Linked DNA regions of Mus musculus: region 1 is linked to region 2. A link is a loop called in an ENCODE intact Hi-C map of the cell type or tissue named here. Cell type or tissue: left cerebral cortex. All regions are shown on one strand. Links, peaks and the distances in the headings refer to the core of each region. The heading gives the core; the rest is flanking DNA.

Region 1 (2,925 bases), core at 226-2,725, 180 kb before region 2:
TGTCCATAATCTGTTTCTGAAGTGTAAAAGTGATATTTGTATTGTAGAAACAAAAAGAAAATAAATAATGAGTCACTTCGATTTTATGCAAAGGAAAAAAAGGCCTATTTGGGATCTGCAGACAGAACATGGACCATATCAACCAGCTTTCAGTTCCTTTGATACATTTTAATGTTTAAAAACTGAACATATATTTCTTTAATAATATAGAAAGATTGAAGCTAGACAAACTGAGTCAGCAGACAGTTCTAGCACAGAAAGGTCCTAGTAGCATTACTATTTTGAGCATATAAAGAGCAAATCACGAAGCGAATGTTTCTCCCTTCCCTAAATAGCCATTTTATTTCTCTTTTTCTGGGCAGTAGTGCCTTTTTATATTTTGTAAGGAGTGGTAAACATAGAAAGACAACTGCTCTCTTTTAATGCTTTGTGAGATTTTTAAAAACGTAGTTCATAGGAAGATGAGGAAGTAATACAACCCAGGGAAACCAGACTGAGATAAGCTTCAAGGCATTTTAAATTTTGCAAGCTTAAAAAATTAATTACATGACTGTTTGCTAACCAAGGTAGCTGACTCACCAGCAAAGCCACCTCGTCATCATTTTCAGAATTAACAGAGGATTCTATCTGAGTTCTGCTTTATCAACTGTGCTGCTTATAAGAGCTGGAACCATTTGAACTTTAGAAGATTCTACTGAAGCCACGCATTCCCAATGAGGTAATGCCATTTGTATTGCCCTGAACATACTTGATCTTACTTGAAAATATAGCTTTTAACAAAAGGCCATAATACAGTCATATATGCATGCGCTCCAGCTGCTTTGCAGTCTCCAAAATATGGAGGGTAAAGTATAAGCACAAATGAAGTAAGATGTTCAAGCTAAACAGAGTACTAGATTTATACATACATATATACATACATACATAATGTATGCACATATACACATAACAGTGTATAATACATACATAGTACAAAAATCCCAGTAGACTTAGGAGAATGCTAGAAAATGGTGTGTTTCTTTGTTGAAAGTGTAGCTACAAACAGATCTTACAGCTTCTCTACCTATATACTATACAATGCATGCTGTTTCCCACACCAGCCTTTCTGTAGATGTCTTTACTTGAAGCTAAGAATATAAACAGCTGGATAGTTTCCTTCTTTTCTCATCTCTTGATCCCTCTCTGTCACTTCCCACAGTGAAACCACTATTTTTTTTTTTTTGATTTTTCGAGACAGGGTTTCTCTGTAGTTCTGTCTGTCCTGGAACTCACTTTGACTCACTTTGTAGATCAGGCTGGCCTCGAACTCAGAAATCCGCCTGCCTCTGCCTCCCAAGTACTGGAATTAAAGGCGTGCACCACCACGCCCAGCTTGAAACCACTACTTATTCAGTGCACAACATGTCAAATAAATTTTTTACCCGCTAACTTAGTGCTTAGAAGAGCAGTATGAGTCAGACTGTCTGGGGAAACAAATACCTAGAATAACAGCAGCAAAAAGGAATTCTAAAAAGTATGTTTTGGGAAGTGAGTGTTTTTCTTGGCCAAAAGCAAAGAGAAAAGGAAAGATAGTGGTCTCAGCTGATACTTAGGGGCTAAGGACTTAACTTGGTGATAGAATGAAGGCTTAGCATGTGTGAGGCTTCAGCAATGAACACTCCCATGGAAAAGGAGGGGGAGGGGAAGGGAGAGGAGAGGAGAAGGGAGGCAAGGTTTTCTCTCTCTAGCTCTCAATATCTTTATACTTTATGTTAGTTTTCTCCAGTTCTCTGTTGGTAGAGACACTTATTTTGTAGTTTTCTGCATTGAATGCACAGACCTCCTCTAAACATGGTAAAAGATGCAAGACAGTTGCTTCTTTGGGTAACAACAGATCAGCTATTTATCCATGTAAACACATGCAAGCCCTGCAACATCCCACAAGCCACAAAGAGGAAGCAACATCTACTGACATGAGACACAGTCTGCTCCCTTCAGCCACCTTTCTTTCCCATTTTTTCTTAGATATTTTCTTTATTTACATTTCAAATGTTATCTCCTTTCCTGGCTTCCCCCTCTGAAAACCCCCTATCCACTCCCCAATAACCCTGCTCAACCACCCACCCACTCCCACTTCCTGGTCCTGGCATGCCCCTACACTGAGGCATAGAGCCTTCATAAGACCAAGGGGTCTCCTCCCATTGATGATCAACTAGACCATCCTCTGCAACATATGCATCTGAAGCCATGAGTCCCTCCATGTGTACTCTTTGCTTGGTGGTTTATTCCCTGGGAGCTCTGGGGTTACTGGTTGGTTTATATTGTTGTTCCTCCTATCAGGCTGCAAACCCTTTCAGCTCCTTGGGTCCTTTCTCTAGCTCCTCCATTGGGGAAACTGTGCTCAGTCCAATGGTTGTCTGAGAGCATCCACCTCTGTATTTGCCAGGCACTGGTAGAGCCTCTCAGGAGAGAGCTATATCAGACAACTGTCAGCAAGCACTTGTTGGCCCCCACAATAGTGTCTGAGTTTGTGACTTTATAAGGGAGGGAACTCCAGATGGCACAGTCTCTGGATGGCCTTTCCTTCAGTCTCTGTTCCACACTTTATCTCTGTATCTCCTCCCATGGGTATTTTGCTCCCCCTTCTAAGGACCAAAGTATTCACACTTTGGTCTTTCTTCTTCTTGAGCTTCATGTGGTCTGTGAATTGTATATTGGAAATTCTGAGCTTCTGGGCTAATATCCACTTATCAGTGAGTGCATATCATATGTGTACTTTTGTGATTGGGTTACCTCACTCAGAATAATTTTTTAGTTCCATCCATTTGCCTAGGAATTTCATGAGTTCATTGTTTTTAACAGCTGAGTAGTACTCCGTTGTGTAATGTACCACATTATCTGTATCCATTAATTTGTTGAGGGATATCTGGGTTCTTTCCAGCTTCT
Region 2 (2,925 bases), core at 274-2,773:
TACATGCTTTCAATCCTTTTTCACATAAATATATAAATATGGTAACATGAAACTCAGGAAATGGAATCTGTTGATTCATACATAGATAACCTGGAGTGGACTAACACTTAAGCAAAGGCAGCCTCTTTCCATATTTAACTATGTGCTTGACACATTCCCATCTAATAAGTTTAGCTCATCTGTTTCTGCATGGAGAGCTAGTAGGAACAAATTGGGAGAAAAGATTTCCCACAGTCCTTGAACACTCACATCAGAGCTTTATGATTGGATTCGCAAGATTTGCAGGCAACGGAATGAGGTATGGAAACGTGCACGAGAATTAGCAGTATGTTTACTTAATATTTAATCAAATATAACTTCATCTGTTCCTTTTATTCTTTTTAAGATGGATATTAGACATTTCAAATTAAAAAAGTGGTTCAGATTTATATGGGCAAGGGGTAACTTGGATCTTCTTATATCATGCTTCATAAGAATTCAGAAATTTGATGAATAACAAGGGAGTAGTTTCTTCCTATAATATAATTCTGCTCAATTAATGCTTTGTTTCGATATAAAGTTTCCAGTATGATTATCTTATATTTTGTAGAACTCTATGTAAAGTCAACAAATACTTTTACATTTTTAAATTACATTTATCCATTTTCTCGAGTGCATTTCTGCATGCGTCTGGATATATGTACTATTAGCACATGTAGAAGTCAGAAGACAACTTGCAGTAGCTTAGCTGAGTCTCTCCTTCATCGTGTATTTTAGGTTGCCACGGTGGCAAGAGGCCTTACCTGCTGAACCATCTTGCTGGCGTGAAGTCATAAACACTTTATCTAACTGCCATTAAGAGGTCAACTGCTTTGGAAATTTCCTTAGTATTTTTTAAGTAGTCACTCTCTCTCTCTCTTCTTAACTCTTAGAAAGCAGCATGTTTAGCCTTAGACACATGTTTGCACCTCAGCCTATGTCATTATTTACGTTGTGATTATGCACTCTTTTCCTGAATTTATGGAAGGTTTTCCTGATGTAATGAATTCTTGTGACATTTACTTCACTGGTGTAAAAAGTATCTAGTTGTGGAACACAATGGCTTAGTCTTCAGCAAAAGAAAACCTATGTGAAAGGAATATTGTTCTTTTGCTATTTTAACATTAAGATTAAATGAAGATAAAAAGAAGATTTTTTGTACCTTTGAAATTATTCATTTTTGAGTTTATTTTTTCTTTATACAAACTCACTGAAAAGAACGCATCACAATGTGTTATCTTCAAATTCTAAGTTAATAGTGACACCTATGGGTTATTACGTTCCAATCTCTGAATTATTCTTACAGAAATTTTGACTAACTATTCAGATATTTAATTAACTATTTAAAAGTTTAAATTTGGGATTGAATTTCTTTAGGAAGAATGCCATAAAATACTCATATGCCCTTTCTCTCCTTAGGTCATACAACCCAAAACTATCTTTAGATTTTTTTTTAAAGGATTTATTCATTTTATGTTTTGTGTATGAGTGTTTAGCCTATAAGTATATTTGTGAACCATGTGTGCACTTGACACCTGTGGAGGTCAGATGTGGACATTAGATTCCTGGATCTGAAGTTAGTTACAGATGGCTATATACCAGTGTGTGGGTGCTGGGAATCGAACCTGGATCTTCTGCAAGAACAAGAATTGCTCTTAATCATCTCCACAGAAATTATTTTCAGATTTTATTCAAATTTAGGCATTTTATTTTTAGAAGCCAAGGTGTCTTTTACTTTTTTTTTAGAATTATGGAATTGTGCAGTAATTTATAATTATAATTGTGCAGAAATATAATTATAATTATAATTGTGCAGAAATTTATAATTTCCATATACAGTGGAACTTGGGCTGGAGAGATGGTTCAGCTATTAAAGGCTAGGCTCAAAACCAAAAATAAATGGAGCTTAGTTTTCCTAAAAATCTTCCATTTCCACATTGTTTCTTATGTTTATGGTGATCTAAATAGGAACAGCCTCCGTAGGCGTAGGCGTAGGCGTAGGCGTAGGCGTAGGCGTAGGCGTAGGCGTAGGCGTAGGCATAGGCACAAGGAGTGGCACTATTTAGATGTGTGTCCTTGTTGAAATGGGTGTGGAGAATGTGTGTTGCTGGGGGTGGGCTTTGGAGTCTCAAATATTCAAGCCATGCCCAGTGTCTCTCTCTTTCTCAGGTAATGAACTAACCTCTGAACTGAAAGCCACCCCCAATTAAATGTTCCTTTTGTAAGAGTCATGGTGTCTTTTATAATGTCATGGTAGCTCTTCACAGCAATAGAACTTTGAGTAAAACAGTCCATTTAAAGCTTTCTTTTAAAACTGATGAGAGATTCATATAAAGACCGGTGGATTATGAGACCTAAGGAGAACGACTTTTGTATTAATATTTTTAAGAATATAATTCATGTACTAAGATATTTTTAAAAGCATTTTTTGTGGGGATGGACAAGAAATTATTTTGGGAAAATATACCTCCAACACTTAAACAACTGGAACACAAGAAGTTCACATTCCAGACAAAATTGTTATCTCTAGAAATTGAATACATTAACTTCACTCATACTGGGAAAAACTGGTTGATATTGTTCTTTACAAATCTATTATTGAAGCCTTTAGTATTACCATAAAACTTAATAATTATGTATCTGTCAACACCTTATTAAACCTTAATAGTTGTATGCATTTTGTGGTACAATATGAAATTTCAATGCATGTGGACAATACTTATCGTCAGCTTTTTCTATTTTCTGTTGTTCTCAGGGTCAAATCATTATACCCACACTCTACATGGTGGCTCAATTCATTATTTATAGTTGTGGGGGGGGGTACCTAGACTGTCTTCTGATGAAAAGTTCATCCCTAGTGCCCTATGACTCAGCCCCCTTCTGTGTATTTCTATTACATGATTCATG

What was found. Peaks named below come from ENCODE experiments on the same cell type or tissue, not always from the same donor. Only the 100,000 strongest peaks of a DNase experiment are listed, where the experiment ranks them.
Region 1: a loop joins it to region 2, with 2.7 times the contacts of the local background. A loop is called at or near these places in 2 of 42 quality-filtered maps.

The regions. Positions count from the first base shown.
Region 1 is chr10:57,720,225-57,723,149 of GRCm38, reverse strand. The region is part of intron 3 of Pkib (protein kinase inhibitor beta, cAMP dependent, testis specific); the gene reads right to left. Among named protein-coding and RNA genes, the nearest start is that of Fabp7, 63 kb to the left of the region's middle. In left cerebral cortex, for the core only: no CTCF peak of the experiment used is centred there; a DNase peak (open chromatin) is centred at 1,412.
Region 2 is chr10:57,538,911-57,541,835 of GRCm38, reverse strand. No RefSeq gene overlaps it. Among named protein-coding and RNA genes, the nearest start is that of Serinc1, 7.8 kb to the right of the region's middle. In left cerebral cortex, for the core only: a CTCF peak has its summit at 1,266; no DNase peak of the experiment used is centred there.